Regions from separate parts of the Homo sapiens genome. Here region 1 is linked to region 2. A link is a contact called in ENCODE Hi-C or POLR2A ChIA-PET data. All regions are on one chromosome and are shown on one strand. Each heading gives the region's core, a stretch centred on a gene start or an enhancer-like site at or near the end of the contact. The rest is flanking DNA. Distances are from core to core; before and after follow the strand shown. Region 1 holds the start of CASP2 (caspase 2). Region 2 holds the start of MKRN1 (makorin ring finger protein 1).

The links. Hi-C counts contacts between places; a loop is a spot of excess contacts on that map. ChIA-PET counts read pairs that join two places held with the same protein, here RNA polymerase II (POLR2A). Pooled maps may share reads with other maps.
Region 1: a loop to region 2 is called in a pooled map, with 25 times the contacts of the local background. The contact joins the promoter of CASP2 here to the promoter of MKRN1 in region 2. A Hi-C loop is called at or near these places in 6 of 50 pooled maps. POLR2A ChIA-PET finds 5 or more read pairs at or near these places in 2 of 52 experiments (GM10248 and WTC11).

What each region holds. Positions count from the first base shown.
Region 1 is chr7:143,286,445-143,293,385 of GRCh38, reverse strand. It overlaps CASP2 (caspase 2), which reads right to left and starts at 5,035. Exons shown (of 11, transcript NM_032982.4): 1 at 4,857-5,035; 2 at 1,696-1,846; 3 at 919-1,086; 4 at 688-769. The coding sequence starts at 4,930. It overlaps TMEM139 (transmembrane protein 139), which reads right to left. Exons shown (of 3, transcript NM_001282876.2): 3 at 5,338-6,941. The coding sequence ends at 6,557. It also overlaps the pseudogene RN7SL535P. RefSeq lists a silencer at 4,659-5,408.
Region 2 is chr7:140,474,207-140,480,996 of GRCh38, reverse strand. MKRN1 (makorin ring finger protein 1) reads left to right here and starts at 1,492. Exons shown (of 8, transcript NM_013446.4): 1 at 1,492-1,837. The coding sequence starts at 1,653. RefSeq lists enhancers at 145-1,055, 1,386-2,226 and silencers at 1,362-1,471, 1,762-1,901, 2,182-2,261.

The sequences.
Region 1 (6,941 bases), core at 3,786-6,285, 2.8 Mb before region 2:
GAGGCCAAGGCGGAAGGATCATTTGAGGCCAGAAGTTTGACACCAGCCTGGGTAACAAAGTGAGACTCCTTCTCTACAAAAAATTTAAAAATGAGCTAGGTGTGGTGGCATGCACCTGTAATCCCAGGTACTTGGGAGGCTGAGGCAGGAGGAGCCCTTCAACCCAGGAGTTCAACGCTGCAGTGAGCTATGGTGGTGTCACTGCATTCCAGCCTGGGTGACAGAACAAGACCCTATTTCTGAAAAAAAACACAACAAAAAAAAAAAAAAACAAAAAAAAGGGCTCATGTTAGGACAAAGCCAGATACCAGACAAGAAAGGGGAAGTCAATCTGGGACACCCCCCTCCTTTTTATTTTATTTTATTTTATTTTTTGAGACTGAGTCTCACTCTGTTGGCAAGGCTGGAGTGCGGTGGCACCGTGTTGGCTCACTGCAACCTCCGTCTCCTGGGTTCTAGCAATTCTCCTGCCCCAGCTTCCCGAGTAGCTGGGATTACAGGCACCCACCACCATGCCCAGCTAGTTTTTATATTTTTAGTAGAGACGGGGTTTCACCATGTTGGCCAGGCTGGTCTCGAACTCCTGACCTCAGGTGATCCACCCGCCTTGGCCCCGCAAAGTGCTGGGATTATAGGCGTAAGCCGTGGCACCTGGCCTGGGACCCCTTTTAGTCCATCAATTCTCACCTGTCGACAGGCGGAGCTTCTTGTAAAGGGGACAGGACTCACACACCGGAAAAGGGAGACTCAAGTCGTAGTCACAGCTCAACTGTAAGAAATCAAAACTCATGATGACAGACCTTAGGGAAGTGGTCCGGTCCAAATACAACAAAATCTAGTCTCCCTCACTCTGACTTACAAATTCCTTTCCAGTCAAACTAACCCTTCCCAACACCCCATATTACTAAAGCTTCATACCGGTGGGAGTACATGCTGAAGCCCAGAAAGGGTGGTGAGCAACATATCCTCCAGGTGGCCTTGCTTGGTCTCCCTCAGTGCTTCACAGAAGGCATCAAAAGCTTGGGGACCCCTCTTAGGCAGCAAGTTGAGGAGTTCCACATTCTGGCTGAAACTGCCCACTTTGGCCTAAGACACAAGAATAAAACATGAAATCATATTTACTTCTCTAGCTATAATTCTATTTCTCCACATGAGCTTCCTAGTAGTGTCCTCATCCAAGAATTCTTTTTACAGGAAAAGTGTATGTATGGGTGAAGTCCTTTCTGTTATTCTTGAGTTATATATCATTTCTCTCAAATGCTCTACGGTAGAAGGGCATTTCCATTTCTTTAGAAAGGTACAACATCCAGCTGGGTGTGGTGGCTCACACCTGTAATCCCAGCACTTTGGGAGGCCGAGGCAGGTGGATCATGAGGTCAGGAGATCGACACCCTCCTGGCTAACACAGTGAAACCCTGTCTCTACTAAAAATCCAAAAAATTAGCCAGGCATGGTGGCACCTGCCTGTAGTCCCAGCTACTTGGGAGGCTGAGGCAGGAGAATCACTTGAACCTGGGAGGCAGAGGCTGCAGTGAGCCAAGATCGCGCCATTGTACTCCAGCCTGGGAGACAGAGACTCTGTCTCAAAAAAAAAAAAAAAAAAAAGGAAGAAAGATACGACACCCTTTCCATATTTTGTCATGCTCTATTCCCACCCCATGATCAATTTATCTTCTCTCTTTTGCCTCCAGATACCTGGATGAGCTCCCTCATTTCCAAGGTGATGATGTCCTTCTCCAGAAGATGTTCTAACAATTCGCTCAACAACAGCTGTTTGGCTAGCACCACTCGGTTCTTTTTTAGAGTTTCCTGATGATGAGGATGCATGCCACACACTCCCAATATCCTACAGATAAACGGTAGAAGGAAAGGCTGTCAAGTCACAATTTGACACAGAAGAGTGGAGTGGAAGAGGCATGAATAGGAAGAACAAAAAGAATAAGACTTACAATAACCAAGATTATGCATATTTCTTAAATCTGGTTAAAGCAAAGATGTACTAAGCAGGAACACATTGATCATAAGAAAATAATGTCTAATTCCTTATGGTTTATGTTCAGCTGAGATCATCTGAGATGAATGGTCTGACTAGAGGAGGGAAATATCTGTCTTAAGCAAAACAATACCCCCAAGTACACATATTTATGAGAAGGAATACTTCTCTGATAGACCAATTTTAATAAAGAGAATTATTTCAGAAAACATCTCACATTATCTAAGCTGGTGAAAGTGATGTAAGTTTATAATGATCTTAGATGAGGGTTAAAACACTATGGTAAAAACTCAAGCCAATGGCTTTAACAGAAAATAAATGAGGCAGACACTAACTCTCTTTCACTAGTGATATAAACATATAATTACATGTTTTTTAAAACTTTTAAGTTCCAGTGACAAAATGGCGAATCCTGTTAAGATGTGGATAAGCAGAAAGTATGACAGAAAGTCACAGTGGATAGGTATTTATCTATTTACTTTAAAAGAGTCTCACTGTGCCACCCAGGCTGGAGTGCAGTGGCTATTCACAGGTATGATCCCATTACAGAGCAGCACAGGAGTTTTGACTTGCTCCATTTTTGACCTGGGCGGGTTCACCCTTCCTTAGGCAACCTGGTGGACCCTGACTCCCAGGACATCACCACACTGATGCTGAACTTAATGTGGACACGTGACTGGCATAGCACACTATAGCCCAGAACTCCTGGACTCAAGCGATCCACCTGCCTCAGCCTCCCAAGTAGTTGGGACTACAGGCATGTGCTGTCACCTCCAGCTAATTTTGCTACAGGCTTGCAAAGAGATCAGCTTCTGCTTATAAACTAAAATAATCCTATTGCCAATATGTCATCTACATGCCTAGTTTACATAAATCCAGAGTTCTCTAGCCTGCCCCGTCACATTTTCCACATATGTAACAGCAGGAAGGGTGGCACCTGATAGCAGTGAAAATACAATAACTTCCATTTATAACTTAAAAACCTACTCTAAAATGCATTCTGATTTCTAAGGTGTTAAAACATGAGGGGAGGCCGGGCACGGTGGCTCATGCCTGTAATCCCTGCACTTTGGGAGGCTAAGGTGGGCAGATCACCTGAGGTCAGGAGTTCAAGACCAGCCTGGCCAACATGGTGAAACCCTGTCTCTACTAAAAATACAAAAAATTAGCCGAGTGTGGTGCTGCATGCCTGTAGTCCTAGCTACTCGGGAGGCTGAGACAGGAGAATCGCTTGAACCTTGGAGATGGAGGTTGCAGTGAGCTGAGATCATTCCACTGCACTCCAGCCTGGGTGACACAGCAAAGACTCCGTCCAAAAAAAAAAAAAAAAAAAAAAAGGGAGGGAAAAAATGTGTATCTTAGAGTCAGTGAAATACCACACATCTATGGAATGGATGCACTTGGCTTGCAGATGCTATTGGGTGAGAGATTTATAGTTAGAAGAGGGAAGAGCTGGGTCCTGGAAGAACTGGGAGAACTAAGATAGCAGGTGGGATCCTAAAACAGATGAAGTGGGTTGGAAGCAGCCAATGAATCTGAGGTTTGGAAAAATGAGTCTGAAACTCCATTTTTTCTTCTTTTTACTGTAATATTTCCATTACCCAAGACTTTCAGGAAAAACTGGCTACAAGAAAAAGAGCTATACAAATAAAAAAACCTATTTAAGAATGAATCACTTTCGAATACGTCAAAGCAGTAATAACGATCACATATAACACTGCAGCTGGGATACTAACCAGTGGTGCAGCAGATTTCTTCCATTAGTTTACCAGTAGTATTCGCTCCTTAAATCGTTCTCTTCCTCTGGTTTCCATGACAGCATTCTTTGGGAGTCTTCTCTCTGCCTACCCAGTTCCTGTTTTCTTTAGAGGGCCTTTGGCCTGCCCTTAATATTGATATTCCATTAGGGACGCCCCTTCAAAGAGCCTTTCCCTAGACAATCTCACCCATACTTGCAACTTACTGACTTATAGTTCTTAACTCTCTCGAGTTCCAGACTTGAATTTTCAATCAACTCTTTAGTTTTAATCTGAAGCATCACCCCCTCTGCACACCCGCTCCTTCCTCTACTCTGTAGTATGAGAGTCTTAAACGTGAACATTATAAAAGTTTCCAATCATTTAGAATTTCAGGACACAACTGGAAGGGGAGGAGGGGCGAAGGGCACCACGGAGTTCCTACGTCTTAATTCTGTGTCCTTCTGCAGGTTCCCTTTGCGAAGACCTTAATCTTCAGTCTCGAGCAGGAGGCATTACAATGTTCTCCTGGGTGATGACTGCCATGAAATGGAATGACCGGGGCAGAGGCATGGACACTCGGAGCCACAGGAACCCCCTTGTTCTGCCAAAAGTACTCAATTTCCAAACCCTGTATTGACTTCTTTGAAAATCTGGTCATTCTATGCAAAGCCATGCAGATCATGATACAATCGATACAAATCAAATGCACATCAGGCAGAGCACCGAGGTCTGCAGAAGGTCTCGTCGATTTTTAAGGAGACAGAGTATGGTCTTTTTATAGTTTCCCTCATAAGGGAGCCAGAGGAAAGGATGAAGAATCTTCAAGAGAACCCAAGAGCGGGCAGGACTGCAAAGACCTCCCCTTTAGAACCCTCGTGGGTTGAACAAAGGGAGGCTGGGGCAGTCTTTTCCCACGAGAGACAAGGCCAAGAGGTCCGCCCGCGGGCCCTTGCGCGGAGTCAGGCTCGGAGCGGCTCGGGCGGGCGTCCCACCCTTGGCAGGAAGCGCGGACACGGCTGCTTTCCGGGGCTCCGAGGGGAGGGGGCTGCAGGGCCGCACGCCTGGGGGCCACGCTCCCCTTCCCTGGGCTCCCCTAAGGAGCCCTAAGACCGTTCCCTACTTACCTGCGTCCCCTGTCAGCGGCCATCAGCTCCTTGTGCTGGAAGGTGGACCAAGACCCCGCGCTCGGCGCCGCCATTTCCCGCTTTTCCCGGGCTCTCCGCTGCGCACCGCCCACAGCCCAAACAAACCGGGGGCCGTCGCTTCCCCCACATCCCTCCCCTCAGACGCGGACGCACACTGCGCCTGCGCCTGCGCCCTGCCGCGCCCACACACCAGGCCACCCAGTCCCCGGCCCGGTGCGTGCGCAGGCGCAGAGCTCTAGCGGCGGCCGCGCGGTCCAATGGGGTGAAGTGGGGTGCTCGGCGGACAGACAAAAGGAGGGGAAGGAGCGGGGCGGGGCAAAGGGCGGGGAAAGAGCGAGGGCGGGCGGGTGTGCTCCGTTCGGCCTGGGAATCCGATTGGTTATCGATTCCCGCGGAAATCACCCCGGTGCCTCTCGCGCCCCCTGGCCGGCCTATGGCGATAACTTCACGGAGACGGGCGTGGCTGGAGTTTTGCTTTATTGAAGTTGAACGGTTGGGGCCAGGCTGCGAAGGAGACTGAGAGCGCGACAAGGCCCTGGACAGATGCCCGCGCGGGGAAGGAAGGCTGGCTTAGGAGGGGGCGTCAGCTATGGTTTAGCAGCTTCCAGCGACCGAAACCTACATCACAGCCGCAGCACACAATTCCAGGAAACCTGGTGCTCAATATTGGGATCTCAGGAATCAGGACCGGCGGCTGGGGTGAAAGCCTAGCGGTCAGAGCTTAGGAGTGAGGCAGAAGCTGTTAGAGACTCTTCGCAAGTGACCCCGGGGCTACATATGGATGATTCAAGAGGGAGTCTCCTCGCCAGAAAGTTCACATGTTTCACTCCTTCTGGCCTTCATACCAACCCATTGTTAAAACTGGAAGTCCCTCCACCTGGGGTCACTGACTCCACTGTTTTCAGATAGGATGGGGACCCTGCACTGGAGACTGCTCTCTAGCCCCTGGGCAGGAGAGGCACAGACACTGCTACGCACGCGGAGCAGGGATCACCAGCGCTTTGACTGACTTTGCTCGTCCAGGAGGCTGGGGACATGCGTGCCCATGCTCAGCCCACCCCCTCTGTAGACACAATTGGTCGCCCATTCTGTTTATAGGAAGTCTTCCATCCTGCACCAGCAGCTGTCCCTAGACAGGGATTGGGAGACATGCAAGTTGCTTGGCTTCCTATTACCTTGTGTTGAAAACACAATAGGCTTTGGGATCAGGAGTTCATTCCAGTTATTTTAATGTTATTTACTAGCAGTGTGCCCTCGTGCACATTATCAAACTCCTCTGACTCTTGGAATCCTCATTTTTCAATAATAACTCACAAAGCTGTCAAGCCTAAGGGTTCTAACAGCTCGAACAGCACCTGGAACAGAAGCAATAGCCGCCACTCAGAGGTTACTTCTTCCTTCTCCGCCTTCTCTGGATCACCTCCCTACCTCATCCTCAATCTAACGCTGGAAATATTGGATATGGGGTAGGTCACCAAATGTTGCCAGAAGACTCAAATTATGCCACCCATATCTCAGCTGGGAAGGGCTTACCGTGGCCTGACTCTCCTCAGGGTCCAAGTCCCCATTTATGATGTCCAGGCAGAAACACTTGTTTCTGACACATAGTAGGCGCTGGAAAATGTTAGTCAAATGAACGAGGTCTGGTGTGGAGAGAAGAGAAATCTTGGGAGAGTCATTTAAGGGGGTGCCCAGTTGTCCTCATAAAAAACACTATCATCATCAGGGTGACCAAAGCAGACATCATAGGCAGGGGGTGGAGTCAGAGGCTCTAATGTGGGGACTGCCGCCAAGCTCTGCAGATCAGGAGCAGTGGACACAGCCCGTGGTCCCCGAAGCCGAAGGTTGATTGGAGCTCTTCCAGGGCTTCCTTCCTGGGCCATGGACCCCTCTGAGGCCATTCGCCTCTGTTCCAGTTTGGCTCTCCTGGACCCCTCTGGATGGCTAGGTTGTTCCTCCTCAGGTGCTGGGGGTATCACAACAGTGCTGTAGGGGGGTGGTTGGTCCAACTCTTGGGGGCGGCACTGGGATTCTAGTCCCACCACGGCCTCTTCATAGACTGGC
Region 2 (6,790 bases), core at 243-2,742:
AGGTGATATGCTAAATCTGCTTGACTGTAGTAATCACTTCACTAGGTACATGTATATTAAAACAATGTTTTACACCTTAAATACATACAATTTTAAAGACGCATTAAAAAAAAAGCTAGGATATTCCAGACATATTTTGTTACTCATTATGTATTCACTGCAGTGTGAAAAGCACAATGCAAAGGGGTTTTTTTTTTTTTTTTTTTGCTTTTTGTTTTTTTTTTTTGAGATGGAGTCTAGCTTTGTCGCCCAGGCTGCAGTGCAGTGGCTAGAGTGCGGTGGCGCGATCTCGGCTCACTGCAAGCTTCGCCTCCCGGGTTCACTCCATTCTCCTGCCTCAGCCTCGGAGTAGCTGGGACTACAGGCGCCCGCCATCATGACCGGCTAATTTTTTTGTATTTTTTAGTAGAGACGGGGTTTCACCGTGTTAGCCAGGATGGTCTCAATCTCCTGACCTGGTGATCCGCCCCCCTCGGCCTCCCAAAGTGCTGGGATTACAGGCGTGAGCCACCGCGCCCGGCCAGTACAAAGGTTTTTAAACAGATTCTCATTTAACTTTCACAGCCATCTCTGAAGTAGGTACTATTATCTATTACTATTATTATTATTTTGAGACGGAATTTCATTCTGTCGCCCAAGCTGGAGTGCAGTGGCGCGATCTCGGCTCACTGCAACCTCCGCCTCCCGGGTTCAAGGAATTCTCCTGCCTCAGCCTCCTGAGTAACTGGGACTAGCCACTACACCCGGCTAATTTTTGTATTTTTAGTAAAGACGGGGTTTCACCACGTTGGCCAGGCTGATCTCGAACTCATGACCTCAGGTGATTCGCCTACCTCAGCCTCCCAAAGTGCTGGGATTACAGGCGTGAGCCACCGCGCCTGGCCTATTATTATTATTATTGTCGTTTTTACAGAGGAGAAAGCAGGAGCACCAAGAGGTAGGATAATTTGCTAGAAGACCCATGGCTTAGAAAGGGAAGCCTGGAGATAAGGGGACCAGCCCTCTAGAGCATTGCTCAGCCAAAATACTTGGCCAAGATCACATCTCTGATACCAGGAATGAGATAACCTTTATTAAGTGTTTACCATGTACCAGGCACTAAGCTCAGTGATTTCTAAGGACATCATATAATCCTCACAGCAACCATATGTGGGTCTGCTGTCATCCTTATTCGAGAGAGGCTGAAACGGAGGCTCAGATAGAACAAGTACCTAGCTCAAATATTACTAGAGAAATGGGAAAGTGCAGATTCAAACCCAGGTCTTCCGACTGCAAGTCCCTAGTCCCCAGCCCCAGCTCCACTATATCAGCCTCTGCTAGGAAGAAAGCCGCTAACTATGGACTTTCGTCGCCGGGGTTTCGAGCCTAGGACACACCTGTACAGACCCCCGTTTGCCCCGCCCCTTTCCGGAGGAGACGTCCCCTCCACCAATGAGCGGCGCCGTGGGCGGGCCGCGGGCGCGCATGCTCTGGGCCCGCAGTTGAAGTGGCGAGAGCGCTCAGATACGCGACGCGTAGCAGGCGGGGACCGAACGGGTGCCTCAGTGTCCTTCCCCTCCCCTCGCCTGGCCTCGCCGTCCTCTCCCCGCAGCCGGACCGGAACTATGTGATCCCGGAAGTTCCGGGGCCTTTGCTGTGTGGGATAAACAGTAATGGCGGAGGCTGCAACTCCCGGAACAACAGCCACAACATCAGGAGCAGGAGCGGCAGCGGCGACGGCGGCAGCAGCCTCCCCCACCCCGATCCCCACAGTCACCGCCCCGTCCCTGGGGGCGGGCGGAGGGGGCGGCGGCAGCGACGGCAGCGGCGGCGGCTGGACTAAACAGGTCACCTGCAGGTAGGACGTTGCGCGGCGGAGCGCCGGGCGCGGGGAGGGGGCCGCGGGCCAAGCCTGCGGCGCGGGAGGGAGGAGGGCGGCCGGCCTGCGGCTAGAGGCGCGGGAGGGCGGGGACCGGCGTTGTCTCGATCTCTGCAGCCCTCGCGGCCCCCGCTGCCGCCGCGTTCCCCCAGTCACTGCGTCAACCCCCGCTGGGCCGCGGAGCCCTCAGCGCTGTCCGCGGAGGCCTGGCGGTGCGCGATTACTGCGGAGCCGCGGGGCTGCACCGCCGCTTACACTTCCCTGAGCGCTGCCTGAGCTGGCTGCGAGCGCATCGGGGAGAGGTGGGCTGGCTCCTCCCCTGCCGCTGGAAGGATGCCCCCGCCGCTGCCTCCGGCTCCCGGGGCTCGGGAGGTGGTCACTTGAGGCCGGTCTCCCAGCGATCCTCTCCGGGCCTAGACACCCCGCCGAGGGCCCCAGCGAGCTTGCCTGGCTCCCGGCCCTCTCCTCTCTCCGTGCCATCCGTTTGTAACGTCTTTTCACGTCCCTCCGTCCCTCCGCCCCCCATCCTCCGCCCAACTGTGAGAAGAAGCTTTTGTATTTCTTCTTTGTATGTTTGTCGAGGTTGGCGGTGCTGAGCTTTGTCTTAGAAGCAGGCGTTCGGGGGCCGGGGTCGTCTTCTCCACCCGCGGTTTTTTTGAGCTGCAGATTATTACCCTCCCCCAGCGCTATGTTCCTCTTTTGAAATTTACGCATCTTCCGAAGGGAGTGAAAGGGCTCTTCGCTCCCGGAAGAGAGAGAGGTTTGGTTTTGGTTTGATATGCGAGACGAAAATATTAGAAAAATTAAGGGATGGCGGTTGTATGGATGTGTATGGTTGTAAAAAACTACCTAGCTCTACGCAGAAGAGGGCATTTAATTGTACGTTTTTTATTTTCCGGTTTTTAAATAGTGATCAGTAGCGACTGTAAGCTTTTCTTTTTCTATCAGTTGAATAAATCAACTGAAATGCCGGTTTTCACCTGGGTGGTATAATTTATATGCAAGTATGTAAAAATGATTCCTAATTAGAACTTGTAGTATTAAGGGTGAAATTTGAAACCTTCCCAGTCTTTGATGTGATACATTTATCCTGGCGACCTTCGAAGGTCTCTCAGCCTTTGATATGATACATTTAAGGTGTGAAGGATAAGCTTAATTATTTTACATAATGGGATGTAGAAAGCATAAACGCAATTTCAGGTCACTTGTCTTATTCATCGGTGGATTGTAAAAGTGGAATATTGCCAGGAATGATGATTTTAAAGTTTCTACTCATGGAGCAAATTATTTGAATATCTGTTTCCCTTTTACAATGCTACAGTTGATCTATATGTGCTAGTTACATCTTTTAAAAGATTGAAACCGGCCTGTCGGGGTGGCTAGGTCGGCGTGGTGGCTCACGCCTGTAATCCCAGCATTTTGGGAGGCTGAGGCGGGCGGATCGCCTGAGGTAAGGAGTTCGAGACCAGCCTGGCCAACATGGTGAAACCCTGTCTCTACTAAGAATACAAAAATTAGGCCGGGCACAGTGGCTCACACCTGTAATCCCAGCACTTTGGGAGGCCAAGGCAGGTGGATCACGAGGTCAGGAGCTCAAGACCAGCCTGGCCAAGATGGTGAAACCCCGTCTCTACTGAAAATACAAAAAACATTAGCCGGGCGTGGTGACAGGCGCTTGTAATCTCAGCTACTCCGGAGGCTGAGGCAGGGAGTTGCTTGAACCCAGGAGGCAGAGGTTGCGGTGAGCCAATATCACACCACTTCACTCCAGCCTGGGCGAAAGTGAAACTCTGTCAGAAGAAAAACAAAAAAGAAAAAGAAAGAAAAGAAAGAGCTTAGATTTACTAGTTTTTGGGGGTTTTTTGTATAGCTTTTGCTTGAGACAGTTTTTTATTGTTGTGCAGATTCCTTGATAGGTCTGGGGTTTTAGTGTTTGACATTGTTTTCGGTTGTTCTAGGTACCAACATGATCTCTTACTTAAAACTATTTTCTCCTTTAGATAGAGGAATGTCAACTATCATTTTTTTTTTTTTTTTTTTGAGACAGAGTTTCCCTCTTGTTTCCCAGGTTGGAGTGCAATGGTGTGATCTCTACTTACCACAACCCCCGCCTCCCAGGTTTAATTGATTCTCCTGCCTCAGTCTCTGGCATTACAGATGCCTTAGTAGCTGGGATTACAGGCGTGCACCACCATGCCCACCTGACTAATTTTGTATTTTTAGTAGAGACGGGCTTTCTCCGTGTTGGTCAGGCTGGTCTTGAACTCCCGACCTCAGGTGATCTGCCGGCCTCAGCCTCCCAAAGTGCTGGGATTAGAGGCGTGAGCCACCGCACCCGGTCTATGATCCTTATCGTTCACTTTGAGCTCTCTGAGAAGAGTAGGGCCCTATTTTATCTGCAGGGCTTTCTTTCCTCAGTTCCTCAGTTTCTTTCCTCAGTTCCAGTATCATGAACAGGATACTCAGTTACTGAGTATCCTGAGCAGATACTGAGTAAATGCTTGAGTGATGTTGATAAAGTCATATACCTAGAATTACCCACTTTAACAGGAACTTTGTAAGATTCCTCTGCTTTCATTAAAAAAAAAAAAAACAAAACTTGTAAATTACCAAAGACAAAGTACTTAACAGAACACATGTGTATCTTCCTTTTTTTTTTTTTTTTTTGAGATGGAGTGTCGCTCTGTCGCCCAGGCTGGAGTGCAGTGGCGAGATCTCAGCTCACTGCAACCTCTGCCTCCTGGGTTCAAGCGATTCTCCTGCCTCAGCCTCCTGAGTAGGTGGGATTACGCCCGGCCACATGTATATTTTTTCTGGAACTACCTTATTCAATCATTCAGTAAGTAAACATTGCACGCCAGCAATGGGAGACACAATATTAGGTGTTCAAGAGAGTGCAGATGTATGTACTGTATTATAAATAAACATTTTCAATATGTTTGCTAGGTAAACATCACCTAAAGAATCAGGTAGAGGTGTGTTTTAGTGTTTGTGCTCATTTCTCCCTATAGCACATCACTCCTGTATCTAGGAATTTGACTAAAGCTATTTTCTTCACTTAGAAGTTTTGATTAGAATGTTTTTAATTGCTCGGAATCACCTGTATTTTCCTACTGGTTACATTTTTTCTAATGTTTCTCCTGGGGTTTTCATTGTGTTTTATACCTTTCCTCAGAAACTGTGTTATGCTGCCACCACCAGGCTGTTTTTCATATCTTTTATTAGAGCAATACTAAGAAACAGAAATGCTCATTGCATCTGCTACCTTGAGTTACCTTGAGTGTGTGAGGTTAGAACAGTTAATACTTAAAGAGAAGTTGTAATTTGAATTTAGACCCCTCTTTATTAGAGTGCTTCTATAATGGCAGATAAGTGTTCTGGTAGTTGAAATAATACACAAAAAAACAAGTGTTTAATTTTTAATTTTTCAAAAAACTCTTTTCTTGATTTTTATTTGTATTTATTTGTATTTTTTGAGATAGGGTCTCGCTCTGTCCCCTAGGCTGGAATGCAGTGGCAGTGTCTTGGCTCATTGCAGCCTCCACCTCCCAGGCTCAAGCAATCCTCCTGCTTGAACCTCCCCAGTAGCTGGAATTACAGGCACGTGCCACCACCCCAGGCTAATTTTTTTTTGCATTTTTGATAGAGACAGGGTTTCACCCTGTTGCCTAGGCTGGTCTTGAACTCCTAAGCTCAAGTGTTTCACCCGCCTCGGCCTCCTAAAGTGCTGGGATTACAGGTGTGAGCCACCATGCTTGGCCTTGAAAGTTGTGTTTTGTTTGTTTGTTTGTTTGTTTTCTGAGATGGAGTCTGTGTCGCCCAAGCTGGAGTGCAGTGGCACGATCTCGGCTCACTACAACCTCTGCCTCCTGGGTTCAAGGAATTCTGGTGCCTCAGCCTTCCGAGAAGCTGGGATTACAGGCACGTGCCATCACACTCGGCTAATTATTTGTACGTTTAGTAGAGATGGGGTTTCACCATGTTGCCCAGGCTGGTCTTGAACTCCTGACCTCAGGTGATCCACCCACCTTGGCCTCCCGAAGTCCTGGGATTACAGGCATGAGCCCCCGTACCTGGCCTCAAAAGTTTTTAAAAATGTGGTTAACGTAACTTAAAGATCAGCTGGGCGTGGTGTCTCACCCCTGTAATTCTAGTACTTTGGGAGGCCAAGGCAGGTGGATCACTTGAGGTCAGGAGTTCGAGACCAGCCTGGCCAACATGACGAAACCCGTTCTCTACTAAAAATACAAAAATTAGCTGGGCGTGGTGGCGGGCACCTGTAATCCCAGCCACTCTGGAGGCTGAGGTGGGAGAATCACTTGATCCCAAGAGGCAGAGGCTGCAGTGAGCCAAGATTGCACCACTGCACTCCAGCCTGGGTGACAGAGTGAGATTTCGTCTCAAAAAAAAAAAAAAAGAAAGAAGGAAATCCTTCAGAAATTCTTTATCTGAGTGCTGTGACGTCCATAGTGAAATTTATTACTTGGAAACTACATAGTGGTTGTGAGAGGAAATAAGTAATAAATATTAAATGGTATTAAAAAGATTATGCAACTGGGAAAGAAAAATTAATTTGCTATCGCTACCATGATTCACCATCACATCTAGCTGTCTTCTACAGCCTTTTATTTATTTATTTTTTTTTTGAGACGGAGTCTCAGTGGCGTGATCCTGGTTCACTGCAACCTCTGGGCCCCCCCCAACCCACTGCGAGTTCAAGCAATTCTGCCTCAGCCTCCCAAGTAGCTGGGACTACAGGTGTGTGCCACCATGCCTGGCTAATTGTTTGTTTTTTTTGTATTTTTAGTAGAAACAGGGTTTCACTGTGTTAGCCAGGATGGTCTTGAGCTCCTGACCTCATGATCCACCTGCCTCAGCCTCCCAAAGTGCTGGGATTACAGGTGTGAGCCACCGCACCTGGCCTAATTTTTG